2 separate regions of the Homo sapiens genome follow, and region 1 is linked to region 2. Evidence: chromatin loops called from intact Hi-C (ENCODE). Cell type or tissue: Caco-2. All regions are shown on one strand. Links, peaks and the distances in the headings refer to the core of each region. The heading gives the core; the rest is flanking DNA. Region 1 overlaps RNASEH1 (ribonuclease H1). Region 2 holds the start of TRAPPC12-AS1 (TRAPPC12 antisense RNA 1).

Region 1 (16,077 bases), core at 3,769-11,768, 53 kb after region 2:
TATAAATAATGTTTCAAAAACATTCTTGTTCATGTTTTATCCACTTTTATTATTTACTTAAGATAAATTTTAAAACGCACCTATCTATACCTGTGCAAGACACTGTCCTGGGGGGAAGTGTGTGAAGGAGACCCAGGGCCTCCTTGCACTTTTTCTGCACCTGCCTGTGAATCGATACTTATTTAAAAATACGTAGTTTTAACATCACGTTAGCTTCAACAACGAACGGTGCTGGAACAAGTGAATATCCCACAAAATACATATGCACACGAAACTTGGCTTATCTTCTTTAATTTAGCCTGAAGGAACTAATTTTCTGAATTTAAAATGCAGAAGCTGGATTTGTAGCTTGAACCTGTGGTCCCAGCCGCTCAGGAGGCAGAGGTGGGAGGATCGCCCCAGCCCAGGAGGTCCAGGCCGCGGAGCGCGGTGATCGCGCCGCTGCACTCCAGCCTGGGCCAACACCAACCACCACACCACCACCACATGTATGTAGTTGTTTGCCATGACTGTTACTGTACAAATTGTGGAAGGAAGAAATATGTACTAAAATCTCCAGTGGGACCCGCATGTCCCTACTGACAGACATTTCAAGACACCTGAAACTCTGAAGCAGTCTCGTGATGTGCGCAAAAGGCCCCCATTCTGTGTGCCTCACGCGGGGCAAAGCTCTGGGCCTGGCGGCACTGGCCACCCTGCCAGCCTCAGGATCACCCAGGGCAAAGCATCGCCCTTCACTGCCCCTGCCCTCTGTCTCCCATCTCACCTGCCTGCACTCCTCTGTGTATGGTGCCCTGGGACACAACGCCAGCGATCTCTGAACGGGCACCCATTCTCTCCCTCCAGCCCTGTCAGTCCACTGCTGTGCCCTGGCCCGGCCCCGTTGCCACCATTGCAGTGAGCCACAGGAAGGGCCCCCACCCTGGACTGGGTGGTCCACACTGCAAATGACCCCGGCCCACAGCGGGGCTTAGGCAGGCACCATTTTCTGCTGAAATGCAAGGAATCCCTTTTCCTAAAGGCCAGAAACACATCTAACTGATGGTGCTTAGCTTGGAGGCACTCACTACCAATTTATCACCCGAATGGAAAATGTTGAGGGAGTGCTAGATGAGGCCATGAGATGTGAGACTGTGTAAGCGACACAGTGTGGGGAAGAAGGAATGAGAGTATTAGTAGTAGTACTACGGGGAAGAAGGAATGAGAGTATTAGTAGTAGTAGTATGGGGAAGAAAGAATGAGAGTTTTATTATTAGTAGGATGGGGAAGAAGGAATGAGAGTATTATTATTAGTGGGGGGGAGAAGGAATGAGAGTATTAGTAGTAGTATGGGGAAGAAGGAATGAGAGTATTATTATTAGTAGGATGGGGAAGAAGGAATGAGAGTATTATTATTAGTAGGAGGGGGAAGAAGGAATGAGAGTATTAGTAGTAGTAGTACGGGGAAGAAGGAATGAGAGTATTAGTAGTAGTAGTATGGGGAAGAAAGAATGAGAGTTTTATTATTAGTAGGACGGGGAAGAAGGAATGAGAGTATTATTAGTAGGGGGAAGAAGGAATGAGAGTATTATTATTAGTAGGGGGGAAGAAGGAATGAGAGTATTAGTAGTATGAGGAAGAAGGAATGAGAGTATTATTATTAGTAGGATGGGGAAGAAGGAATGAGAGTATTATTATTAGTAGGAGGGAAGAAGGAATGAGAGTATTAGTAGTAGTATGAGGAAGAAGGAATGAGAGTATTATTATTAGTAGGATGGGGAAGAAGGAATGAGAGTATTATTATTAGCAGGAGGGAAGAAGGAATGAGAGTATTAGTAGTAGTAGGAAGAAGGAATGAGAGTATTATTAGTAGGAGGGAAGAAGGAATGAGAGTATTAGTAGTAGTAGGAAGAAGGAATGAGAGTATTATTATTAGTAGGATGGGGAAGAAGGAATGAGAGTATTATTATTAGTAGGGGGGAAGAAGGAATGAGAGTATTAGTAGTAGTATGAGGAAGAAGGAATGAGAGTATTATTATTAGTAGGATGGGGAAGAAGGAATGAGAGTATTATTATTAGTAGGAGGGGGAAGAAGGAATGAGAGTATTAGTAGTAGGATGGGGAAGAAGGAATGAGAGTATTATTATTAGCAGATGATGGGATTGCATACCTGGAAAACTCAAGGAAATTAACAGGAAAAGTGTTAAGACACAGTAGGAGAGTAAGCAGGTATTGTTACAAAACAGTGGCTTTTCCGTATAAACAAGAACAGTTTCTAACAGCCTTAATAATTGCATTAAAAAGCAAATTAAGTTGGAACAAACTTAATATGCCCTAAAACTCTGCTGCCACCCTGTGCTTCCAGCATTTGCAGAAATTTGGATACAGCGGCTCTGTTCCTTTTGAGTCCGTGCAAAACTCAGGGACACTCTTCCAAGGACAGGATTTTCTAGCTCCCCATGATTGCGTGAGCCCAGGTGTTAGGACCAGCCTGGGCAACATAGAGAGACCCTGCCTTTACAAAAAATTTAAAAATTAGCTAGGCGTGGTGGTACACACCTGTAGTTCCAGCTACCCAAGAGGCTGAGGTGGGAGGATTGCTTGAGCCCAGGAGTTCAAGGCTGCAGTGAGCTATGATTGCTCCACTGCACTCCAGCCTGGATGACAACGTGAGGCCAAAAATAATTTCAAGAGATCATCATTAAAAAGCTGTGGGTGGGAAGTCTACAGCTATTTTAATTATAAACCTGATAGGAAAAAGTTACGTTTCCAGAAGCTGCTCATTAAATGTTTTGAAGAGTGTTTATTTGGAAGTTGTATCCAAGTTTTCTACCTATGGTCTTTGGTCTTCCCTAACACTTTGTACTTTATTTGTGCTATAAGTACAATTGTTGTAGAAGCCCAAATACCAGGTTCATGTACCTGCCGTATAGCTGAGGCCGAACACTGCGACATAGGTGTCTGGAGACAGAGAAAGGTTTATTCCATTTGGCCAAAGCAAGAAGACAAGACAGCAAGATTTCTCAAATCCCCTTGACAAAGAGATAAGGAGAGGGTTTTTATGCAGCTGACGAGTCAGGGAAGGGGAGTTTTGGGGAATGGAGGGAAAGTCCGTGTGTCTTCCGTGTCAGCTAACACTTTGAGCAGCCAGACCTCCGGGTGTCAGCACCTGGTCGCAGCACTTTCAAGGCATTCACTCCGTCTGCAAACATTTCTCATGACCCTCATGTTATCTCCTCCCGTTTGACAAAGAAACAGTAGATCAGCAGTTTATAATGATGCTGTGGGAACAAGAAATAATGGGTACAAAGCGAGTGGTTCACAGGTGCCAGCCAGAGAGGGCCCGATCAGAACGTTCATTATTTCAGTCACTCACTGAAACATGCTGAGTGCTGAACTCCCAAGGGGCCCCGTTACTCAGCCTCGCATCCCTTGACTGGGATAGGTTCTAAGGAAGGTGTCCTTAGGTGATTTCACACCCCTAGATGGTACAGCCCACTACACACCCGGGCCACGTGGCACAGTCTATGGCTTCTGGGCTATAAACCTGTACAGCAGGTCACTGCTCTGAATCCTGCAGGCAACTGTCACACAATGGTAAGGATTTGTGTATCTAAGCATAGGAAAGTTACAGCAAAAACACGGTATCATCATCTGACGAGGCCCCTGTTGAATATGCAGTGCATCATTGACAGAAATGTTGCTATGCAGTGCATGATTGCATGTAAAGAATTTAGTGAAAGTGTTCACTGAGGCCCAAAGAGATGCACCCAACAACGCCCTCCATTTGGCCCTGATGTGCTGTAGAAATCATATTTTCTAGCCGTACCCTGACATTATAAAGGCTGGGAGGCACCGCACTAAGGGGCATGGAGGCGCTCTCCCGCGCAGACAGGACTGATGGAGCTGCTCACCCTTCGGGCAGAGCGAGGCGAGAACCCAGGCCTCTGTGCCCACAGAGAAGCCGATCGTGCTGCCTCAGGGGAAGGGAAAGGACGCATAAAATGTCACCCGGGCCTTTTCTCCAAAGAGAGCCGCGAGGCTTGCTCCTTCCTCACACTGCCCTCTCAGAGCTCACCTCTCCTGGCACAGCCTGGTGCCAACAAACATCTTGCAAGCACTGACTGAGCCCCGGCCAGAAGTCTGGTTCTGTTCCAAGAGCTGGGAACCAAGAAGGGAGCAGAGAGATAAAACTTCTGCCACAGGGAGTTTATTTTCTAGGTAGGGAAACAGACCAAAATACATGCAAATAAAACCAGCGGAAAGCAGCCCACTGATGTGCTGGTCGATGTCTCACAGCAGCTCTGGGGGATGGCGGCCCCTGACCTGCAGCACTGGCTGATTTCTGCGGTGTGAGTCCTCCCACTACAGCCACCTCCAAACTCCCTGTGTGAAGGCACTGACCACGGAGTGGGGAAGGGGCCTCACTGCTGGCCCTCCTGGGCTGCTACGAGTCGGCTCAGGCACACCTGAGAGTTCCACAGTGACAAGTTACAGGAGAAGGAAGGTGAGCCAGGAGTTGCAATGTTTATGGGGAGAGATACATTTATGGGGAGAGATACGGGAGGTGTCACTAAGAAAGTGCCATTTGATGGCAGAGCTGCTGTGGAAAACAGGATGCCTGCTCCTCCAAGAGCCAAACAGAATGACCACATGACCCCGCAATCTCCTCTCCACGTACCTCCCAAAGAAATGGAAAGCAGGGACCCAAACAGGCAGGGGCACTCCCCTGTTCACAGCAGCATTCTTCACAAAGCCCAAGAGGCAGAGACAATGCAGGGTCCGTGAATGACGACTGGATAAGCGAAGCGTGGTCCCTCTGATAGTAGCAGAAGACAGATTCCTAGGCAGACTGGGGCAGGTCCCCAGTGAAGCCCGACCTTCAAGCCAAAGATAGCCTGAAGCTGGAAAACCAAGCTGCCAGTTCCAGGTTAAGTCCACGACCTTTTAGCCAATCGAATGGTGATTTTTTTCTAGGCCCGCCCATGGGCCAATCAGCACACACTCCCCCTTTCTGAGCCCATAAAAACCCTGGACTCAGCCACACAGCAGGGACTACCACCTTTGGGTAGAGACTACTCACCTTCAGGTAGTGGCTGCCCACTCTCAGGTCCCCTCAACGCTGGGAGCTGTTCCATCATGCAATAGAAGTTTTTTTCTGCCCTGCTCACTCTCTGGTTGTCTGCATAACCTTATTCTTCTGGATGTGGGACAAGAACTTGGGACCTGCAGAACAGTGGGTGTGAAAAAAGGCTGTAACACTGTAACCCTCCCTCCTGCTTGCTGAGCAGTGGAGGAGAAGAAACTGCTGGCTGCCACACACCCGTTTGCTGAAGTTGCGGGCGGCAGGAATGAACTAGAGCTATGGTGCTTCCCAAGAGCCCAGACATCAGACTCCCTGAACCAGGGCTGTAGCACGCCCTGCTCGCCAAGTCACAGGTGGTGGGAACGGTTGAGCTGTGACACCCTTGGGGCTCTGCGGTTCCTGGTGTCTCTGAGTTTTGGGTGCCACCACGTTCCCCTCATCCAGACACCGGTGCCCAAGGCAGAAGCGGGTTGCGGCATGCCCGGCCCAACCGCCGGCTGAGCGCGGATCCTGTGGCAAGCGTGGGATCTGGGCCGGGGTGCAAGCCGAGCACAGCCCACTGGGCCGAATGTGCAGAGTATCACCAGCAGTGATCCTTGGGCCGAGTGAGGCCAGGCAGGGGCGCCAGCGGCCATGGAGGTCTCCGGCTGGTGAAGTGGCACAGAAAAAATCCTGTGCCACATCCACACAATGGAGCATTCTTCAGCCTTAGAAGGAAGGGAATTCTCACACCTGCTACCATGTGGAGGAACCTTGAGGACATTAGGGTCAGTGAAATAAGCCAGGCCCAAAAGGCCAAATCCTGCATGATTCCATTTATACGGGGTCCCTAGAGGAGTCACATTCATAGAGATGGAAAGCAGAACAGTGCTGCCAGGGGCTGGGGAGTCCGTGTCCAACACGAACAGAGCTTCAGTCTGGGAAGATGAGAAGTTCTGGAGATGGAGGGTGCTGATGGTTGTACAGCAGTGTGAGTGTACCTAATGCCACTGAACTGCACACTTAAAAACGGCTAAGATGGGCTGGCCGCAGTGGTTCACACCTGTAAGCCCAGCACTTGGGGACGGTGAGGCAGGCGGTTCACCTGAGATCAGGAGTTCGAGACCAGCCTGACCAACATGGCAAAACCCTGTCTCTACTAAAAATAAAAAAAAAAATTAAAAAGCCAGGCGTGGTGGTGTGTGCCTCTAGTCCCCAGCTACTTGGGAGGCTGAGGCAAGAGAATCACTTGAACCCAGGAGGCAGAGGCTGCAGTGAGCTGTGATTGCACCACTGCACTCCAGCCTGCGTGACAGAGTGAGACTATCCTGTCTAAAAAAAAAAAAAAAAAAGGTTAAGATGTTAACTTTATGTTATGTATATTTTACCATAATTTTAGAAATCAATTTTTTACAAAGAAAGTTCCATCTGAGTAAAGCCCAGGCAGTGGAACAGCAAAGCCCCTGAGGCAGGAGGTTCCCAGCACATTGAGGAACGGCAGTAAGAGCCGCATGGCTGGAGTTGGCAAGTGCAGGTGAGGTGTGGGGTGGGGACAGGGGGACACCTGTGGGTGTGGGGGAGGAATTTGCATTTTATTCTGAGAGGGACAAGGAAGTCACGGGAGGGTCCTGAGCACAGCAGCGACGTGATCTGACATGGTTTGAAAGTGCCATCCTGGCTGCTACCTGGAGAGGGAGGAGCTGGGGGAGAAGGTGCGAACCCACCAGGAGCTCTGCACTAGTACAGGCAGGGAAGGACGCAGCCTGCAGTGGAGGTTAGGGCTGATCAGACTAGAGATGTGTTGAAAATGGAACCAAAAGCCTGTGCTGGCAAACTGAACAGGGTAGGACACACAGCGGGGTCCAGGCGTGAGCACTGTCGGTCCCGGCCACGAGAGAGCCAGCACCAGGTCCTGTACTGACCACAGACACGTCACTGCCCCAAGACAGGGCGGTCGTGTGCTGCTCAGATGGTTAAAACAGAAAAAGAACATTGCCAGCAGAGGGAGGGCCCAGAGACTAGAGCAGGATCTCTCTGCCTCTTACTTTACACATTAGAGAAAGGAAAGGACTTGTGGAAAAATACTAATTTCATTGCACTCACAGAGTAGAGAATTTTAAAAGAATGACGTGTGTGGCTTTATCTGGTGAGTCACATGTCATACAGGGAAGAACGGTCGGCCTAGAGTCAGAGGAGCTGACTCGGCTGCAGTTTCCTCCCTGTAAAATAAAACAAATGGGCCTTGACAAAGACCTTCCCGGACCAAGCTTGCGTCCACCGCTCCGAGTCCCCTCCCCTCTGGGACCAAGCTTGAGTCCACCCCTCCGAGTCCCCTCGTGGACCAGGCTCTGACCTTGGGCTCTGTCCTGGGCTGGCTCCGTTTGAGCAAATCCTGCTGAGCCTGCTTGGGGAAACCCACCCTGACTCCTGACGTTTCCACTTAGGAATTTCTGTCCACAGGCCCCACCCCTGCTCCGGGGCTGTCAGCTCCCACCCATCCCTGTACTCGGATTTGAGCCCCATCTCTCTCCTTTTCTGCAAAACCTCACTGGAGTGGGCCCTTGAATAATGCCTCTTCACACCCTTAACAAGAATTTCCTTTTTTTCTTTACCAAGCATCCCAACCTACCATTTCAGCCTGCTCAGGCTGCTGGGACAAAATACCACAGGCTCGGGGGCTTGAAACAACAGAAATCTATTTTCTCCCAGTTCTGGAGGCTGCAAGTCTCAGGTCAAGGTTCCCGCTGGTTCCGTTTCTGCAGAGGCTCCTTCCTGGCTCGCAGAGGCTGGTGCGTGGTCTGTCCCGGGAGAGTGCCCCTGCAGGCAGGAGGGAGCACGAGCACTCTGGGGTCTCTCCTTATAGGGACACCCATCCCATCGGGTCAGGGCCTCCCCACCCTTATAACCTTAACCCCAGTACCTCCTTAGAGGCCCCTCTCCAAATGGCCACGCCAGGGATTAGGGGTTTGACATGAATTTTGGGGGATCCATTCAGTTCCTAAATGTGATCCCCATCAATTTTCTTCTGGGTTTCAAAATGTTAGGTTAAAGCATGTTGTCTACCTAAAAGGAGCACACTACATATTATACGAATCTCAGATACACACACTGTGCCATGTCACAGAGTTTCACAGAGCAGATGGGAGCTGCAAAGACTGGGGTGGGATCTGAACACCTCAGCTAAGCATGTGTCCACCTGGCCACTGGGGTTTCTGCTGGTCAGAGTCCCACAGCACCGATGCCCTTTACCTGCCCTCTTTGAAGGCAGACCTTTCGAATATTTTTTATCAAATATTTATTAACAGGTATTACAACATGATTCAAAGATCAAGGTAACATATAAAAAGGCTAGGCACAGTGGCTCATGGCTCTAACCCCAGCGTGTTGGGAGGCCGAGGCTGGAGAATTGCTTGAGCCCAGAAGTTGAAGACCCGCCTGGACAACGTAGTGAGACCCCAGCTCTAACAAAAATAAAAATTAGCTGGGAATGGTGGCACACACTTGTAGTCCCAGCTACTCAGGAGGCTGAGGCTGGAGTATCACTTGAGCTCAGGAGGTGGAGGCTGCAGTAAGCTTTGACAGCGCCACTGTACTCCAGCCTAGGTGACAGAGCAAGACCGTGTCTCAAAAGAAAAAAAAAAAGATGAAAGAAAATCTTTTTGGCTGGGCACGGTGGCTCATGCCTGTAATCCCAGCACTTTGGCAGGCCAAGGCAGGCAGATCACCTGAGGTCAGGAGTTCGCGACCAGCTTGATCAACATGGAGAAACCCCATCTCTACTAAAAATACAAAATTAGCTGGGCATGGTGGTGCATGCCTGTAATCCCAGCTACTCGGGAGGCTGAGGCAGGAGAATTGCTTGAACCCAGGAGGCGGAGGTTGCGGTCAGTTGAGATCGCACCATTGCACTCCAGCCTGGCCAACAAGAGCGAAACTGTCTTAAAACAATTTTTTTTTTTAAGATAGCATACAGGCTGGGCACAGTGGCTCACACCTGTAATCCCAGCACTTTGGGAGGCCGAGGCGGGTGGATCACATGAGGTCGGGAGTCGGAGACCAGCCTGGCCAACATGGTGAAACCCTGCCTCTACTAAAAATACAAAAAAAGTAGCCGGGCGTGGTGTTGGGCACCTTGTAGTCCCAGCTACTCCGGAGGCTGAGGCAAGAGAATTGTTTGAACCCAGGACGCAGAGGTTGCAGTGAGCCGAGATGGCACCACTGCACTCCAGCCTGAGCAACAAGAGCAAAACTCCATCTCAAAAAAATATATATAATATATATATATAAAAGATAAAAAGATAGCATACAAAGACGCACACCCCAGCAAGTCTCATTACCGCCCTGTTCCCACCCACAGCATCCTCTCCCCATTCCCAGTGTAATAGAGTAATACTTCACTGTTTGTGAATTTTTATTTATCCTCTTTGACACAAAAGGCAGCCTGCTGTAACATGAATCAGGTACTTTCCTTTTTCCACTTAACAGTGCCCAGAGCACCTTCTGGTCTGTGGGTACTTATGGGGTCTGTCACTCTAACGCTGTTTATTCCACGGCCGCTTCAGGTCCCAGTATAGTTTCCAGTTCTCTGATATTAAAAACCTGGTCATCTTTTATTTTTATGTGTGCAAGGTGTATCTACAGCATACAATCTGCAGAGTGGGGACTGGTGGATTAAACATCAAAGCATTTGTAATTCTGAGAGTGGGCCACGCCTCTGTCTGGTGTTGAGTGGTGCCCATCCGCACTCAGCACCAACACAGGTGAGCACACGTTTCCAGGCAGCCTCAGCAACATATGCACTGTTGCTAATATCATACAGAGAAATGATGTCTTGGTGTTTTAATCTGCATTCTCTCGTGAGTAAAGCCGAGCATCTTTTCATTCCTAAAGGGCCATGAGTATTTCTTTTTCTGTAAACAATTTGGCCAATCCATTCTTCTGAGTTGTTAGTTTTTTTTCAATTTCTAGTTCTTATATATTAGGGAAATTAGTCCTTTGTGATATGAGTTGCAACTTCTTTTCCTAGTTTGTTTTTGCTTATGGCTCTTCAAAACCTTTTTATTTATACGTAGTCTTCTTTCATGATTGCTGGATGTTAAATCCTAGGTTAAAGACCCTTGTTTACTGTTGAGGTACTGCTTTTAATATACACGAATCTGTGCATATTTAGGTTTAGAGAACAGCTCTGTCAGCTGCGGGCAGAGACAGCGGTCCACTTGCCCTGTTTCCCACTTCATTCATATTTGTCTTTGTCCAAAACCCTACCACCATATACTGGCGGCTTCCCGTATCACCAAAGAATCTTAATTTGGGGGCGTATTTTGATGAAAGTTGTTCTTTGACAAATACTTATGTCAACACAATATCAGAGTCACCTTGTGCCAATTCCTGTCTCTCAATGGGCAATTAAGAACCAAAGCTGCTTGAACGAGCTGGCCAGCATAGTCAACGCCTTCTGTGTGCCAGGAGACACAATGCAGGCAGATGCAGCCGGCCCTCCCCATGTTACCCCTGAGTGTTTACGAACTGAGGAACCACGACCACCACGATCATTGCTACGTGTTTTGTTCTGATGACATCCTGAGTTCTGAATGTCAGCTCATCACGTTATTAAAAAAGGGGCTTTAGTTGAGTGACCTATTCCTTCTTGCTCCAGAACTACTAGAATATTAGAATTAGGAAAAAGACCAGAAATCTACCCCGAGGCCCTCCTTTTCAGCCACAGCATCTGTGGCCCAGACTTGCTCAACTTGAAATGAACATCACCTGAAATCAGGAGTGCAGCTTTCATTGGTTCCTATTTACAGTTACCCAAGCTGTCCACCAGCCAGGAGGGCTTTTTCTTTCTCGTTTTGTTTGACCTCCGGCTTCGTGCACTTTTGTGCCTGTCCTACAAGATGGCAGAGTGGCTACCTTCAGGCTTCAGCAATGGGGTGACACCGTGACGCTCCAGTACCGGCAGACACCAGGAGGGGAGTTCTGCACAAAGAACATTTCTTCAACGGCCTCTATTTGTGCGGCACGAACATCCTATTAAAGCAGCACCAGTTGAAAGCTTATATATTCCACAATATGTAGCACAATCTGATATGACAGTCACTCAAATATTTTGATTTGGAGCTGATGAAGATGCAATTATATATCATTGTTAAGTTTCTAAAGATATAAAAAATGCAGCTGATTTTTTGATTCTCAGTAATATATTTTCTTTTAATAAAAAAAAAATTGCCCCCTAAAAATTTAAGATTCCTCTTTAAAAGTGGTTGGACCTTTCCTTCCCTCCGGCTTCATGCACTTTCTGCTGTACTGACATCACTTTTGTTTTTTGTTTTGAGACAGAGTCTCACTCTATTGCCCAGGCTGGAGTGCAGTGGCACAATCTTGGCTCACTGCAACCTCTGCCGCCTGGGTTCAAGCAATTCTCCTGCCTCAGCCTCCCGAGTAGCTGGGATTACAGGCACCTGCCACCGCGCCTGGGTAATTTTTGTATTTTTAGTAGAGATGGGGTTTTACCATCTTGGTCAGCCTGGTCTTGAACGCCTGACCTCGTGATCCACTTGCTTCAGCTTCCCAAAGTGCTGGGACTACAGGCGTGAGCCACTGCGCCCAGCCAACATCATCTGTGTTGTGAAAATCCCACAGACCGTAAAGTTTCTAAAGGCACAACTTTTCATCTATTTCCAATTCTGGTTCAATTTTTTTTTTTTTAAATCACAGATTCTCAGAAGACAGAGGCAGCAGCAGGAGCATGCTTTTTGAATCTTCTCAAATCCCCACCTAAAAACAGAACTACTAAACAGCAAAACCAAAAAACTTATGGACATTTGTAACAGAATGAGGTGACAAGTGTTGACAAGGATGTGGAGTGAACTGGAACTCTCCTGCCTGACTGGAGGGAATGTAAAGTGTAAAGTTCACACTTGGAAAAGTTTCACAGTTTCTTAAAAAGCACACACCAGCTGGCTGGGCTCACACTGTAATCCCAGCACTTTGGGAGGCCGAGGCAGGCGGATCACGAGGTCAGGAGATTGAGACCATCCTGACTAACACAGTGAAACCCCACCTCTACTAAAAATACAAAAAAATTAGCCGGGTGTAGTGGCGGGCACCTGTAGTCCCAGCTACTCGGGAGGCTGAGGCAGGAGAATGGTGTGAACCCGGGAGGCAGAGCTTACAGTGAGCCAAGATCACGCCACTGCACTCCAGCCTGGGTGACAGAGTGAGGCTCCATCTCCAAAAAAAAAAAAAGAAAAAAAGAGCACACACCTGCCATATGACCAAGCATTCCATTCCAAGGCATTTACCCAAGAGAAACAGAAGACAAAGACGAGGATATAAATGTTCACGGCAGCTTTATTTGCTTTATTTTTATTTAGAAATTGGAAATAATCGAAATATCGGTCAACAGGTAAATAAATAAACTGTGGTATATCCATGCAATACAAAATGTGGATTATTGATGTACACAAAATGGGTGAATGCCAAAATAATTATGCTGAGTAGAAGCACCTCCCCCCACAGTACTTGCTCTGCGATTCCACTCAGATAAAATTCTAGAATATATAAATTAACCTTTAGTGAGAGGGAGCAGACCAGTGGTTGCCTGAACATGGAGGACACGAGGGACGGTTTAGACCGGGGTGTGAAACTGCTGTTGGTGGTGATGGACATGTTCTGGCGACAGCTTCACAGGCAAATGCATCGGTCACTTCACGTATGTGCAGTTCATTACCTGTCAGTTACACCTCAACAGAGCTGTTTTAAAAAGCAAGGTGGGGCCGGCTTTGGTGGCTCACACCTGTAATCCCAGCACTTTGGGAGGCCAAGGAAGGAGGATCGCTTGAGGCCAGGAGTTTAAGACCAGCCTGGGCAACACAGTGAGACACTGTTCCTATTTTAAATAACAAAACAAAACAAAAGTGGTACAATAACAACTTTTAAAACTCAAAAAGAAACAAAGAAAGAGATAAAAGAGATTCAAGAGACAGTGGCAAACACTGAGAACAGCCAATTTAGATTTCAACATACAGATAACAGGGATCCCCACAGAAAAAAGCCAAAGCAAGAAAAATGTAACACTAAACTCCAGTTCAAGCAAATCTTCTTAAAATAACAGATATGAAGTACACATAGAAAGAGCACACCATACGCTTGCAAATATGGACCAGGACAACCAATACCAACACATGACACATTCGAATAAAACGGCCGACTTGACAGAAAAAGGAAAAAATCCTTTGGGCATCTAAGGAAAAACAGCATATGACTGTCAGGGGAAGAAAACAAGATTCATCAGGCTTTTCATGCATCACTTTATGCTGGAAGAAAACAGAATAAAACAAGATACTCAAAGAAAATCTGGGCCAAGAATTTCGTATCCAGCAAAACTGAATTCAACATCAGAAACTCAAGGAATACTGTCCCCAAGATGACACTGACTATAGACTGGTTATGAGACCTGAACACACAGAAATGAGTCAATGGTGGTAAAAAGGAGCAATTTTTCTGACAACGTAGACACAGTGCTGTTTTCATCATCACAATTAATGCTATGGTATTAGTATTTTTTTTAAATGCTAAATGCTAAAGAGGAATAAAACAAGTGAGTGATTAAGGGATGGATATTCCATGCCATTGTCCTGTGTCTTGAGAAGCAGGATTCCGAGTGCAGGAGACACAGACATCATATAGAGGAGGCTATGTAAAGGCCCCAGGACCCTGAATTTGTATTGGGAATATCAATATAGGCTCAGAAAATATTCTTCCTTTAAATATGTGTGTGCAATGTTTGTATTTTTTTAAAGCTCCGTCCAAAAATCTAGAAATAATGACCAACGCAATAGCAATGAGCATCCTAAACTGGATCTGAAATACCATCTCTACCAGAGACTCTGGGAAAAATAATGGATTCCAAGTGTTAAACGGAATTAAGTTTGGCCTAAAACTGCCTCTGTACATAGTGACTTATAACCTCACTTAATGTATAAGCAAACTGGGACCTGACTTGAGAGTACACTTCTGTAACAAGCAGCAGAGTCTCACCAATCACATGCTGAAGGCTCCCAAAACATGCCTATGTGAGGTGGAGGCTGACCTGCAGTCAGTCTGGCCATGTACATGTGTCTTTCCCTTCCTGTGGCTATAAATAAATACAGCCTGCACACAACGCACAGGAGAACGTTCTGAACCACTTTTGGTCCTGAGTGCTACCCAGCTGAAGAAACTATTTTCTGCTCAATTAAACTGCTAACTTGTCTAAAGTTTTTCTTTTAAGACAGGTTTGGAGCAGAAGCTCTATAAATTGGGCCTAGAGCATCTTGACATGCCAGGCTGCAGGGAGCTATCAATGACTGTGCGTGTGGTCTGTGCACACATGTATGCACACATGTGCACACTTATCAAAAGAAAGCAAGAGCCAAGCTGAAGAGGCTCCCTCTCACTGACCGAATAAGCTAGTCTGAGCTAAATAAAGATAAAAATCACAACGGATTGAAACCCACCAAGTATGCTTAACTCCACAAATTCTTTTTTTTTTTTAAGACAAGGACTTGCTGTCGCCCAGGCTGGAATGTGGTGGCATGGTCACAGCTCACGCATCCTCGACCTCCTGGGCCCAAGCGATCCTCCCATCTCAGCCTCCAGAATAGCTGGGACAACAGGCAGGCACTACCACACCCACCTGATTTTATTTTAATTTTCTGTAGAGACAGGGTGTCACTATGTTGCCCAGACTAGTCTCAAACTCCTGGGTTCATGTGATCCTCCAGCCTCAGCCTCCCAAAGTGCTGGGATTACAGGCATAAGACACCATGCCCAGCCCATGAATTCTTGTATATATGTAAAAACCCTTCACCACTCACCTTCCTTGACAGACAACTAATGCATTATCTTAAAAACTTAGTGTACAAGAGCAAAGAATCAAGCATTTATCCTGCCCTTCCTATATGAACTGTACCACTGGGTAACCAGATAAGTATAAAAAAGAAAACACTTTCTTAGAAAACCATTCCAGCTAATAAAGGCAAGCAAAACGACAGAATGAGAATACCACCATTTTGCAACCCCAAATAATTAATGGATCTTGGCACTGAGCATCAGCTGCCGTCAACATGGTACTTTCCTGAGGAAAGCTCCTAACCGCCTGTTCTCCTGCCAAAGGGATCAAATTTGAGGCTCATCAAGCCTCTGGACCCAGCTGCCAATGTGCAGGAAACATAGAGGACCATGCTGAACTACACCATGACCACGTGGTCAGCAAAATCTACACTGTGGGAAGCCATGGGACAAACAGCCCAGGCTCTTCAACAGATAAACGGCAGGGAAAACAGTGAGGCCGACGGGACTGCAAATGGACACTGAAGTAGATAAAAAAATAAACAAAAAAAAGCAGACAAGACTAAACTGCCATCAAAAAACCAAGAAAGTCATTTCTGTAAAAGTCAGGATTACTTGTTGGGGCAAGGAGGGGGAGAAGAAGAGGGCTGTGGCTGGAGGGGCACTTGGGAGAGCCTCCTGGGGTATCTGGCAAAGTACTATTTCTTCACCAGGTGGTGGACACAAAGGTTATTCACCTTACAATCATAATCATTCAATAAGCTATACATTTGTTTTGTGTCACTTCCTGTATGTTTTTATAATAAAAAGGTTTAAAACTAAATAAATAATCATGTCAAACTTTTACTACTTTTTTTTTTTTTTGAGACAGAGTCTCACTCTGTTGCCCAGGATGGAGTGCAGTGGTGCAATCTTGGCTCACTGCAACCTCTGCCGCCTGGGTTCAAGTGATTCTTGTGCCTCAGCCTCCCAAGTAGCTGGGACTACAAGCCCGTGCCACCACACCTGGATAATTTTTGTAATTTTAGTAGAGACAGGGTTTCGTCATGTTGGCCAAGCTGGTCTCAAACTCCTGACCTCAAGTGATCTGCCCGCCTTGGCCTCCCAAAGTGCTAGGATTACAGAAGTGAGCCACTGTGCCCAGCCGGTGTCTTACTTTTTTTTTTTTTTTTTTAATTTGCACAGTTTTTAACGAAAGA
Region 2 (13,748 bases), core at 174-8,173:
TCCCCGCAGTTGGTCGGCGTTCAGCCACGCAGTCCCTGCAGCTGGGTCACTGTTCATGAATGCAAGGGGCAGGCGTGCTGGGAGGACACAGCTCGTAGACAGGAAATCTGGAGTCAGCCTCGGGGCCTCTGTTCTGGAGGCCAATCCTGCTTTGCTCGTTCCTTCTGGACATCCTCAGAGAAAAGCTGGGAGGTGTGGAGACCCTCTCGCCGTGCACCTGCACGTACAGGGAGATTTACAACAGGGAAGACACCCCCCACAGATCGCCGCTCATGCTCCTCTTGCCCTCCCCACACACCCAAAACTAAGTGCGTTGGTCTTACCCATCCGAGTCTCCTCCAGCCTGATGCCAGCCAAACGACCCCTGCCAGCCTGGCGGTGGAGGAGAGGCCATCACTGTTTCTCCCATAGTTTATACGTCCACGTGGAGAGTGAGCTGAGTGGAACAGGAAGCACGACGCATAATGAAGCACAGGAAGAGCGCGTAAAACGCAGGCAGGCAGGGGCTGGGGGTGGTTTTGAAGCCAGACACGTGTTTTCATGTGTTCTCTCATGCCTGAAAGGCCTTTTGCCCTTACGTTTACACAGTTATTCCTGCTTTTGAAGAACTTAAAGTACCTGAAAATGTCTTCACTTTACGAAAGAACTCTGCCAAGGGTTCTCTAAATATCTAGCTTTGTGGATAGTTTTAAATATAATTCATTTTACAGACTGTGATATAAACATTTGCACAAAGCGAAGCCATATTTCTGTTAATTTTTGTAATAGAGTAGAAACATACAAACACTGCATCTACCAGACAGTCTCAGCCCATTTGCTGACATCTAGATTAATTATGCATTAAAAGAAAAGAAAAAAGAGGTGAGACAGCCAAAAGGACTGTTGGACACCAAGGAGGTTTCAAGATCTTTCTCTTCAAAAAGAGAACTGAAACTATTGTTAAGCCCAGAAAGATGAAGATGTAATTAGAAGCCCTCCACCTTGAGGGTCTTCCTTCAAATGTGACTTCAGGGATGAAGTGTAAGGCTCTTCCTCTGCTCCAACCTGGCACCTTACTGCAGGCATCTTACAGGATTTGCCAGAGGATTATGGAGCCCGTCCTTTACAGGCTCGGGGCTCAGAGCTGTCCCCGGCCAGTTGTGCGGGAAAGCAGACAGCAGTGCCCAGGCTCCAGCTAGACATGAGCCCGGCAAATCAGAAACAGAGATCAAAGTTCCCTAGTAAGCTGGTAAGCCTAAATCCACCCTCCCTCCCAAGCCCCACCCCCATGCTGCTGGCATGAGGCCAGGCCAGGTGACAGTATCATTGCCTCGTTTCTTGCCTGGATTATTTCTTCCTGGTTTTTTTGTTTTTTTTTTTTTTTTTTTTTTTGAGACAGGATCTTACTCTGTCATCCATCCAGGCTGAAGTGCAGTGGTGCAAACATGGTTCACTCCAGCCTCAACCTCCTGGGATCAAACGATTCCCCACTCTCAGCCTCCTGAGTAGCTAGGACCACAAGTGTGCTCCACCACGCCCAGATTTTTTTTATTTTTATAAAGATGGGATCTCACTATGTTGCCCAGGCCAGTCCCTAACTCCTGGCCTCAAGTGATCCTCCCACCTCGGCCTCCCAAAGTGCTGGGGTTACAGGTGTGAGCCATGGTGTCCAGCTAATTTTTTTTTCCTACTGCCTGTATGATTGCAGAATTTTTTGTTTTGTTTTGCTAGAAGAGGAAAACGGTGCTGTGAGTGTCTATAACGTCTGGGACAATTGTAGCTTATCTAGTTTACACTTAGCTTTTCTTTATGTTAAAAATAAATTATACATCCCAGAAATCTTTTCTAGAGCCAATTGAAGTGAATGGCTAACGATCAGAAAGCTTATTTTCTAACTGGAAAATGGGAACTCGCTGAGTTGATGATGGGCTCACAACTGTGGAAATGCCCACCCTGGAATGCACAGTGGAGAATGAAGAAGCCAGTAACCCTGATGGCATCGTTACCGAATGGCCAGGGTGTGCCAGGCGGCAAGGGTGGATTTGCTCCCTGAATGATCCATCCAGCTGAATCTTGAGTCATTCCGCGTTTGCCACGAGGGGCAGTGTTAGATCAGTGGTCCTCAAAGTGGGGTCCCCGAAGCAGCAGCACCAGGTTCTCCTGGGAACTTGACGGAAATGCACATCCTCAGCCACATCCTCTGATCACAGAGGAGTCAACTGCTGGGGCCTGGGCTGGGCCGGCCCGACAGTGTCGTCTGCACCGCCCTCCAGGAGCTTCTGGTGCTCCTGCAGGTGTGAGAACGCATGTCAGACGCCGGAGGCCACAGACAGAATTCCAGTTACACAGCAGGCGTTGGAGCCCATGGGCATCGCCATCCTGCCTTACACTGCTGGCCTCTTCTATGCCCCCTCGAGGATTGTGCCCCCACTTGTTCTCTCTGCCTGGACCCCTCCTGGCATGCACCTTCCTAGTCCCTATTCAGTGTCACCCCCTGAAGCCTGCCCTCAACCCCAGGACAGTGCAGCCCCGTCCACACTCCCCTTACCTCTTGTCCTGGACCCACACAGGCTCCGCAGCACCTGCTCCTGGCACGGCCCCACAGTTGCAGTACTTGGGCTGGAGCTGCCGCCATGAGGTCCTCCTTCAAACACCCAGTTCCAGCGTTCCCCGGGAAGCTTCCCATGCCATCTTGTCACGTCTTGCACCCAGCACCGAGGGTGAGGCCCGGCAAAGCAGAGCTGCAGGGGCTCAGCTGTGTACACCACAGTTCTTGAGACGCCCACCTGTGTGTCCTCCCCGATCCTGCTCCACAGGTCCAGGCCCAGGCCCAGAGGTAGCCCCTGCGTTCCCGTGGCTTCAGGCACACGTGTGCAGACATGACGCCGAGAACACCGGCTTTGCCACCAAGGACAGAAGACAGTCTGCCCCACCCGGGGTCACCTGCAGGTCCTGCTCTGACCAGGGTCCAGGCCCTGATTCCGGGGATGCGACAGCACCCAGAATGTCCTGCCTTGTGTGGCACGTGGGACCGGGGACTCGGGCCCCAGGGCTCCCAACCCTGGCTGTGGAGAGTGGGTGGCTCCGCTGCTGGTCGGGGGCACTGTGTGGGCAGACAGCGTGCCAGTGGCCACAGGATGTCCTGACAGCAGAGGCGCTAAACACTCCAGGAGCGCCTCAGCCCCAAGCTCTGGTTCCACCCCTTGCGGGTGAGGGAGGCCCAATGACAGCCAGACTCCATCAGTTCAGAGGCAGGGGCTAGAGATGGATTTAATTCAACTTAAAAAGAAATACAAGAATGGACCTTTTCTGCAGTCCTGAGGGAGTGGACAGGTTGCGTGCGTGCTCTGACGGTGGGATCCAGACCCCCTCCTCTCCTGCGTTGAAGGTGCCACCGGGCCTCATCCCCAGCCACATCACATCCTGAGCCTCTTACAGGCAGGCCCCGAGGTCCTTTCACCTTTCTCTTCTCTCCAGTGCTTGGTGCATTTTCAAACTCAGTACCTTTCTTTTGAATAAATGAGCAAGAATAAACCCGGTGCTGCTTGCCGAGCTCCTCTCCCTGGGCGGGGAACTAAAGCAAAACCACGCTGGATGGGGTCCCAAACACCCTAAGAAGGCCGAGCTCCTGCCGCTCTCCAGCACGCGCACCGAAGACCGGAGGGAGGGTCTGTCGCTCTCCTGCAGGAGCACGAGTGGAGGGAGGGCCTGCGGCGCTCCAGCAGGAGCATGAGGAGTGGAGGGAGGGCCTGTCACTCTCCAGCACGCACACCGAGGAGTGGAGGGAGAGCCTGTCGCTCTCCAGCAGAAGCACCAAGGATTGGAGGGAGGGCCTGTCGCTCTCCAGCAGGAGCACGAGGAGTGGACTGCCGGCCCGTCACTCTCCAGCACGTGCACCACGGAGTGGAGAGAGAGCCTGTCACTCCAGAAGGAGCACCAGGAGTGGACTGCGGACCCGTCACTATCCAGCACGTGCACCAAGGAGTGGAGGGAGGGCCCCTTGCTCTCCAGCAAAAGCACCAAGGATCGGAAGTAGGGCCTGTCGCTCTCCAGCACGTCCCCCCCCGGCAGTGGAGGGAGGGCCCGTCGCTCTCCAGCATGAGCACCCAGAGATGGAGGAAGGGTCAGCCATTTGTCAGGCTCTGCGTGTGAAAAGCTGTGATTTCATTTCTTATCAGTTATTACTGTCACTATCACTCAGGATGAAATTGGCCTCACCCGCTCAGGAGCAATGCTGCCTTCTCCCTGTCCTCCTCCTGGATTGTTGAGGAAAAAGCCAGACTAACCTGTTCCACACCTTGGCATCAGTTGCATAAATGCTATCTCAGCATGTTCTAGAACACAGTACTGTTTAAACAACGTTCTGGGGGTAACCAAGTTTATAACTTGCAGACCCGATGGCCGTAAAGCATGGGGTGGGGGGGTGCCTGCCTGCATTGCAGCTGTCAGAGCTGCACAGAGCCTGCGACACCCAGCCATGGCTTCTGCCCACCAGGCCACGTCCCTCCGCTCCTCTGAATCCTTCCAGTTCTTCTTAGGCCACTTAAACGCCACCGTCTCCACGAAGTCCTGTCGGATCACCCTCATAGGAAGTGACAAACCACGTTTTGAACCCCTCTCCCCACCCAGCAAGCCCCTAGCCCGCGAGCATAGGATTTCCTTTCTAGAACACGTGTTCTGTGAAGGGCCAGAGGCAATATTTGAGGCCTCGTGGGCCACATGCTGTCCCTGTTGCATATCCTTTTTTTTGTTTGGTTTGGTAAACTGCTTAAGCTGGCAGAACAACAGAACCCGCACATTCTCCACGCAGCCCAGCGCCCTTGGCCATGCAGGGCTGTGCCTTCTGCCAGCTCTGGAGGCCCAGGGGCTGGCATGGGCCTCCCGTCCTGAGCCCCCCATGTACATTGCACCCATACTGGGAACGCCCCCAGGATCTGCTGCGAGACCCCCAAGGACCAGCTTCTGCAGTCCTGGAAGGGCTCTCCTGACCCCCAAGTCCGCCATCTTCTGATGGTGGCAGGTGGGCACAGTCACTGGCTGAGCGACCAAGGGTCAGTGAGATTACTAGGCCGGCGCTGCACCCAACTGAAATGAACTCACGTGTCCTCACAACTCCTAGCAGCAGATGCTGTCAGCCTCGCATCCTACAGGAAAGGAACCATCGCCAAAAGACGCTGAGGAACATCCCGAGGGTCACAGGGACAGTGCAGAGCCAGGACCAGCCCGGCCCATGGTCCCCCAGCGTGCACCACCTGGCCCGGCACTGTGTGCTCAGCCATGAGGACTGGGAAGAGTCCTGCCCACAGCTCAAGTGTCTACACCGCACTGCCATCCAGGCTGTGAGCCGCTGCTGAGCATGGGGAATGTGGCTGCTGCAGAGACGTTATGAAACACTTCTAAAAGAATGTAAAAGATCTCATTAATAATTTTGAGTACCTGTTAAAATGATAGTAATTTTGGATCTAGTAGATTAAATAAAACATATTATTAAAATTAAGATGACCTTTGAACATTTTTAACGTGGCTACTAGAAAACTTTAAGTTACGTATGTGGCGCCCATTTGTGGCTCCCATTCTGTTTCTGTTGGATGGTGCCAAAGAAACCAACACGTAAAAGCCCCTGCAGAGGAGCCGCTGCTTTGCCAATGGTTAGTGGTCAGTGTGGGTTCTGCCCTCTGGGTTCCTGGCAACCAGGGCTGCTCTCTGAGGGCTGAGGTTGCCACGGGCTAGGCAGATACTGGCCCTGCAGCCCTCACTCTCCGGAGGGCGTGGGGCATGGGATGGGATGTTTCAGAGGACGTGGGGCATGATGGGACGGGAAGTTTCAGTGGGTGTGGGGCATGATGGGACGGGGTGTTCCGGAGGGCGTGGGGCATGATGGGACGGGATGTTTACTCTGCTCCATGGCCTTACAGTGTTAAGTGTAAGTCAGCATTGAAAGCAGTTTTCCCTGGAACATAGAATTCTAGTTGATGCGGATCCAGAACCACGGAGGGTCCTACAACTGCTAGGCTGAAGGCTGACTTACCAAAGGCCACAGAGCATCTCTCCCCCAGCAGGTTCCTGTGGCACTTGCATGTGTGTCTTTTTCTTTTTCCCCCAAATAATTTTCCAGTTTTATTCTTTTCCTTTGACATAGAAGAACACAATTACCGAGAGAAGAAAAGGAAGGCGAGGGTGACTGCGCGCCTCCCCATCCCCACCCCCATTCCCACACGGCTCATTTCAACTCTGGGAGGGTTTACAGGTAAGAATGTGAAAATCAGAAACGTCAGGTAACTTTTCCAAGGACCCACAGTTTAAAGCGGGAGAGAGGGAGGGATTCCAATCCAAATCTAACAGTGAGGCTCATGGTGGTGCCACGATCTGTGTTGCCGTTTCACACACTGCATATTGCTTTGCAGTGGAGAGCTGAATCCACAGGCAGGGCCGGACCCACCAATGGGCTGCCGTGGATAGGCTTTGGGCTCCAGCACCACACACATGGCCACACGCTTACACATACAACACACACATGCACTCACACACGGAGGACCGTGTTCACCTGCGTCTAGGTCCTTTCCACCTCGAGGTTTACCTTTATTGGACCTGGAACCCGATTACGGGCAGTCTGTTCCCGCGTCGCCCACCCTCGTCCGTGGGAGAAGTGCCATCTCCGGGACCGTGTTAGGCGTCCAGCACAGCCAGCCAGGCTCTCCAGCCTCACTCCCTCCACCCCAGGGCCCCGAGGCTCTGCCCACCGAGATGACACCCTGCGACCTCCACCCTGGCTCCTTCTGGTCACCCTGACACCCACTCCTCAAATGCCCACAGTGAGCCTGGGGTCCTGCTGCCTGTGGAGTGGACCCAGTGCGTCTCCCTAAAGCCTCCAGCTGGCTTGGCCTTTGTCTCAGCCTCCACCTGCTTCCCGGGGTCAGGGAACCCTGCCAGCTCCCTGGGCGTGCTGAGCTGGACAGTCAGCGAACTGCATCCCTGAACCCTCGCCCACTGCTCCAGGAAACTCACCCACCCTCAGGGCTGCTGGAATTCACATCCGATGGGTGGAGTTTATTCTCTGCACCCCAGGGCCCCCCACACATGTCAGGAGGAAGAGCTGCCCTGGCACCATGGGTAGACTGCAGGGAGACCCCAGGATGCGGGGAAACCCCAGGATATGGGGAGACCCCAGGATGCGGGGAAACCCCAGGATATGGGGAGACCCCAGGATGCGGGGAGACCCCAGGATGTGGGGAGACCCCAGGCTGTGAGAAGGCCCCAGGCTGCAGGGAGACCCCAGGATATGGGAGACCCCAGGATGCGGGAAGACCCCAGCATATGAGAAGGCCCCAGGCTGCAGGGAGACCCCAGGATATGGGGAGAAGCCAGACTGCAGGGAGACCCCAGGATGCAGGGGAGACTCCAGGCTGTGAGAAGGCTCCAAGCTATGGGAAGACACCAGGCTGTGGGGAGAAGCCAGACTGCAGGGACACGCCAGGATATGGGGAGAGACCTGGCTATGGGGAGAGCCTGGGCAACAGGGAGAGGCCAGGCTGTGGGGAAACCCCCAGATGGGGACAGAGGCCAGGCTGTGAATGGGAAACTGCGTCTGTTTCCTGAGGCTGCCGTAAGACACTCCTAAGTATGAGAGCACAGACTTGATTCCCTCCCCATTCTGGAGGCTGCCGTCAGCAGGCCATTCCTAGAGAGGCTCCTTCCTCTCCTCTTCCGGCCTCTGGGGGCTCCCGGTGCCCTTGGCTTGTGGCCACATCACTCCGGTCTCTCCTCTGGTCACACAGCCTCCTCCGTGTGCCAAATCTTTTGCGGAGCCACTTAAGATGGTATTTGGGGCCCACGGTAATCCAGAATAATCTTCTCATCTCAAGATCCTTAAGCTAATTACATCTGCAAAAGCCCTTTTTCCAAAACAGGTCACGTGCACAGGTCCCAGGGCTTAGGATGGGGCCGTGACCTTGGGAATGCTCAGCGGCCAACCACAAACGCCCACTGAGTAGCTTCCTGGGGCTGCTGTAACAAGGTGCCCAAACAGAGCAGCTTAAAATAGAACTGCATCTTCTCACAGTTCAGGGGGCTGGAAGGCTGCACGCGAGCTGCAGGCTGGCTGCATTCTCTGGAGGCTCTGCAGTGGCGTCTGTCCCAGGCCTCTCTCCGTGGTGGCCATGGCAGTCCTCGGTGCTCCTGGCTTTCGGCCACATGGCCCCAGTCTCTGCCTTTGTGTTTATGTGGCCTCCTCCAGTGTCTCTGTCTTCTGTTCCTGCAGAGACAACAGTCTTTGGAGCTAGGGCCCACCCTAGTCCAGGATGATTCCATCTCAAACCCCTATTTAATTACATCTGCAAAGACCATTTCCAAAAAGGTCACATTCCGAGGTTCCGAGCAGACATGAACTTTTAGTGGACGTTATTCGAGCCCCTCCACCTCACAGACAGGCTCTGGTGGACTCCTCACCTCAACCCTGCTCCAAGGGTACATGATGTCCCCCTTTACAGACAGGGAGACTGAGGCACAGCTTGAAGAACCTGCCCACGGCCACACAGCTACTGCAGCAGCAGAACTGGGGTGATTCCATCTGAGCCTTCATCCATGCAGACACCTCCAAGCCCAAGGCATCCACGGAGGGCTCCTCCCTCGTCTTCTCCACACCCCAAGCTCACAGGGATGTTTCTCTGTGGAGGTGGAGCAGGCAGTGCTGCCCTGGGGCCTCTATCCTGGGATCTCTGGGGCCAGCTTCAATGTCATCATGGGTGGCCGCTGGCCCAAAGTCCTGCTCAGCAGCAGCAGCAGCAGGACAGGCCTCTGGAGAGCATGCCTCTGTCTCTGGCCCTGCCAGTGGCGTCCTTGTGTCCTTGGGGACCCCACACACACACATTCTTCTGCAGAGGCAATCAATAAAGCCGGGGCACCAAGGAGGCTTCAGGAGTGATTAGCAATGGAGCAGGCTGGAAAATACGCGGACGCTAGGGCAGATCGTATTGATTCCATTGACTTGCCCTTTGCCAGGCTGTTGTATTTATAACTCAGATGAAATCCTATTTGGATTTTAGAATGGGTGGGTTTATAACTCAGATGAAATCCTATTTGGATTTTAGAATGGGTGGGTTTATAACTCAGATGAAATCCTATTTGGATTTTAGAATGGGTGGGTTTTTTTGAACAGTTGGTGCAAAATAAACACAAGCATTTTTAACATGGACAATGAAACACATTAAACTATAATAATAAAGGCAGGCAGGCAAGCACGTCCATGGGAAAGTGGTTTCAGTTGAAAAGTAAGCTCCACCCCAGAACTGTCACACCTGCACTGCTCACGCCAGGGACAGACCGTGATAGGAGCACAGCCTCCTGTCCTCCAGCCCCCGCCCAGCCCAGCTTCCCCAGCCCTGCTGACCTGGGGGCTGTCTTCATGCCTGGATGCTTCTAGTGCCCTGCCCCCGCCACGTTTAAGAGAATGTTTTGAAAAATAATCACTTCCCAAGGCAGAAAACAGAGAGCAAAACACAGAGCGATTCAGAAGAGCCGCCTGCTCAGGGGTGCCCCGGATGTTATCTGCAACCTGGCACGGCCCGACTGCAGGCCTCAGCCCTGTGCCCTGGCCCCACCTGAGCAATTCCTCTGCCCTCTTCAGGGCCCAGCCAGGTGGTCACAGCAAATCTGGTCAGGACCAGGGACAATCAGCCCGCAGGGACGTCCTGCCTCAGCCATCCACTTGATGGTGACGACTGCCCCGACCCCTCTCTCTCAGCAGCTGTGCCTGCCTGGAGCCCCCGTACCCCTCACCCGGCCGTAAGGGCTGCTGCACCCTCTGCTCTCCTCACTGGACTGTGGCGTCCTGAGGAACCCACCAGCCACTTTCTTATGCATCTCGGCACTCAGGGGACAAAACCAGCTCTCCCGGAGGGGCTTGTGGGACCGAGTTTCACTGAGAGACATGGTGAATGGAAGAACTTCACGCATCATAGCAGGCAGAGGACTCCGGGAGCCCTTGACCCAACCCACAGGTCATCTTACCAGTACTAGCGACTCACTGCGGTAGTGAGTTGGGTGAGGCCCAGAAGTCCCTCCTGGTCACTTGCGATGGGATGAAGATATTTTTGAAACCTAGAGAGACAGGGTTATCTAACAGAGTAAGAAAGCCAGGGCTGGCTTCTTTCCCCTCGGAATGAAGTTCAAGCCTCCTCTGTCCCATAAGTGCACAAATGTCCACCGTGCTAACTTTACACGCTCCATTTTTACTTTGGGCAAGCAGGATTTGCAGCGCGGGAGAGATGACCTGGACATGAGCCGGCAGTGGCCTGCGCACCACAGGAGGCCCTTCAGCCGACGGCCATGTCTGCGCTGCGCGATCCTGTCCCTGTCAGAGCCGCTGACCTGGGTCTAGTCCCACAGAACCTCTCCTGGAGCCTTGGGGACCAGGGCTGGCAGCTGAAGTCACTCCTCTGCGTAATGGAATGAGAAGTAAGGCTTTAAGACGTCAACACTGTGTCTACACTGTGTCCCACCGTGAGCAGACGTGGCTTGGTCCCTGATCCCCCAGGGCAGGCACCCCCAGGCACAGGCTCCTTCACATTGGGCTTCTGTCACTTGTAACAAAAAGAGCCCCAACTAAGACAACAGAAGAGATCGTGTAACGACATTTCGAAGCACAGAGTCGGAATCCTGGGAAGACGAGAACGGCAATCCTGGGCAAAGCTCCAGGCAGATGCAGGGCCAGAGCCTCCCTCAGGGCTCCTCCCAGGACCTCCCCCCAGGGCTCCTCCCAGGACCTCCCCCCAGGGCTCCCGGCCTCTGCAGGTTGCCTGGGACAAGAGGTCTTCCTTCCTAGTCCCTCTAACCTCTCCACTGAGAGCACCCCATGAGCCTGGCGCCCCAGGCACTGTGCAGGAGGGAACAGCAGGCCGGCAGCCTCTGCCCTGTGGGTCCGCACAGCCTGGGGAGCGGGGACAGAATGCACCCCCCACTGCGATCCCACCTGTCTGCCTCCATCCTTCCCCATCCACTCCGAGGCCGGACGTTGCCTGACTAGGACAGCTCTTCTCCTATTTCTCAGATGTCTGTTCCATTGGTTTCTCTTTGTCAAGATGTCTGATCCACCGTCAGCAGTTTCTTGAGTGGAGGTGAGCACTGTGGTTAGGGAGTCACACTTAGGCACCAGTTACCTACGCCATGTAACAACACTGCTCTGAAACTTGTGCCTTATGACAGGAACATACATTCTCGCCTGCAGTCTCCGGGTTAGCTGGGTGGTGTGGGGCTCTCCTGAGGTTGCCCTCAAGGTGACGGCTGGGGCTGCATCATCTGAAGGCTCAACGGGGGCTGGAGGACCTGCTTCCACACACCCCGAGCCAGCAGCACTGCTGGCAGAGGCCTCAGACCTCCCCAGAGAGCTGCACAAGTGTCCTGCGGACGTGGCAGCCAGCTTCCCCAGAGCGCAATGTCTGAGAGCAAGCAGGAAACTACATGCCAACAGAGGCCACCCACAGCCACCTCAGCCGCTTCCTACTCATTAGAAACAAGTGACCAACAGAGACCATGCTGAAGGGGAGGATAAATTGAGGGAGATCGTCAGAAACTTGTGGTTGTATTTTTTAAAACAACACACTTAATTTTTTAAAAAATTGTTGTCATTTCACTGGATTTGGGGCACTGGGGAGACTGACCCACATCTTCTCCTCCACCACCCAGATTCCTATCATGTGCTGATCTGAACGTTTAATTTTCAGAAAGGAGAAAGTCTCCTCCAAGTTCTTCAGGAAATTCATCCCAATATTCATCAGATGCTTTTAAGGAACACCAGAAAAAACTCCAGGTCTGCCCTGGGGATAGCTCTGAACCCCCTGTGTGGTTTAACACACACAGAACTTCCCGTTGCACTGCTGACAGGTACCACGTGGGAAAGAGCTCACTGGGGTCAGCAAAGCTGGGGAAGCAAAGCTAAGCACAGCCCCGAGGCCTCCAGCTGCTCCCTGCACGACGGCTCTCCCCAAGAGGGACTCAGACTCCCAACCCATAATAGAACCCTTTCAATGCATGGCTTCACAGACTAGCTTTCCTCAGAGCATGCATTGTAAAGACACCAGCCTGGAGCGTCAGTTGGGAGTTTATCATCCAAAGACCATTAGAGGAGCAAAAATCCCCACCTGTCACCCAGCTCCAAGAGTCAGAGACCCCCAAGTTGCAAGGAACAGCAAAGGAGCCCCACGCCACAGGCCACTCGGCCACCTCCCTTCCGTCTCCAAGGGGGTCTGAAGACCTCAGGATGGTGCAAGCCCCAGGGAGGCCCCGGAGAGCCTTTGTTTCCCCTTTCGGTGACTGAGCCAGCCCTGCTGTCAGCATCCCTGACGGGTCAGGCCATCCTAGGGCCCTCGCTGGCCAGGTGGCCCTGCACACACATGCTCCCAGGTGGCACCCGGGGCCAGAGATCCCCTAATGAATTTCTTGCTGCACATAGGCTGAGTCCAGGGACTGTACATGCTCTCCTGCATCTTTGCTGGGAGCTCCATCTCTGCTGGGAGCACCATGCTATATCTGCTGTGTGTCTGTGACCCTCATCTGTGACACCCTGGTTCCAGACTTTATTTTCGGTCTCAACACACATGTAATAAGAGATGTGTGCAAAGGGACTTTCAGGATAAACTGGCTCCACCACCCTATCCCTTCGCCAGCGCCTGGCCCAGTGTCCAGCACACAGGAGGCAAGCATTTCTCAGATGTGGGATGCATGGCGCATCCCAGCGTCTTCTTTGTCAGAGAATGAGGGAGAAAAGAAACCACCAGAGTCTCCTGAAGGTGTTGCTGGAAAGAGCCCAGCTCACTGGCCGTGCACCTGCAGGCCGCTGGCCTCAGCACAGCCCCATCCCTAGAGTTCTCCCACGCCGCTGACAACAGGCGCTCCATCCATGGCCCGTGAAGTGCCCACGGGCTGCAGGTCTTCCCTTGAGATTCAGAAAGTACCTGCCGCTCAGCCCCTGTACACACCTGTCATGCCTCTCGGGCTCAAGTGATCCTCCCACCTCAGCACCTCAGTATCTGGGACCACAGGTGCCTACCACCCTGCTCGGCTAATTTTTGTATTTTTAGTAGAGATGGCGTTTCACCATGTTAGCCAGGCTGGTCTCAAACTCCTCAAGTGATCCTCCTGCCTCGGCCTCCTGAAGTGCTGGGATTACAGGCGTAAGCCACCGCGCCCGTCCTTTTTGTAATTAGGTTTTCACTGCATAAATCATAAAACGATTACAGGTCTCCAGAAACTGCTGCCTGATACACTTTCCAAAGTAAACAGCTTTTGGAAAAATGGCTGTTTTTAGATCACATCTAAATGTCGCATTCTTGGTCTGTGTGACTAGAACCAGACTCCAGCCATCCACCCGCCCACCTGGGGTATCACACACCAGGCTCTGGGAACGCGCAAGAAGCCGGCATGCTGGGAAGTTACTCATAGCTCCTGGGGTCACCCTCCCGCCCCATGCCCATCCGGATGAGATGTTTTCGTGAGTTGCGTAACTCACAGCCACCCGGTAACACGATCGACCAACAGAGGCCTCACTCTCGGGAAACCGAGGAGCCCGGCCGAGGCAGGGGAGCCCATCTTAGTTGTCAGAGCTGCGTCATGAGAACAAAATGTCTGAAGCTGCCAACTTCACCACAGAACTAGGGAAAACACCTCCATCAATAGAACCAGACGATCTCCTTGTGGACACGCAGGAAAACGTCTGCAGTGGTTACCTCACACGCCCCTCCTTGGGGGACAGGCAGGGAAAGAAAGGTCATGGAGCC

What was found. Peaks named below come from ENCODE experiments on the same cell type or tissue, not always from the same donor. Only the 100,000 strongest peaks of a DNase experiment are listed, where the experiment ranks them.
Region 1: a loop joins it to region 2, with 4 times the contacts of the local background. A loop is called at or near these places in 10 of 110 quality-filtered maps.

The regions. Positions count from the first base shown.
Region 1 is chr2:3,529,051-3,545,127 of GRCh38, forward strand. It overlaps RNASEH1 (ribonuclease H1), which reads right to left. Exons shown (of 8, transcript NM_002936.6): 8 at 12,380-16,077. Among named protein-coding and RNA genes, the nearest start is that of ADI1, 18 kb to the left of the region's middle. RefSeq lists enhancers at 6,842-8,041, 6,949-7,243. In Caco-2, for the core only: CTCF peaks have their summits at 6,759, 7,152, 7,838 and 8,038; DNase peaks (open chromatin) are centred at 6,711, 6,941, 7,431 and 7,851; H3K4me3 peaks cover 1,697 bases.
Region 2 is chr2:3,479,619-3,493,366 of GRCh38, forward strand. It overlaps TRAPPC12-AS1 (TRAPPC12 antisense RNA 1), which reads right to left and starts at 3,635. Exons shown (of 2, transcript NR_046720.1): 1 at 2,528-3,635; 2 at 1-2,267. It also overlaps the pseudogene LOC112268321. In Caco-2, for the core only: no CTCF peak of the experiment used is centred there; DNase peaks (open chromatin) are centred at 1,253 and 3,843; H3K4me3 peaks cover 1,307 bases.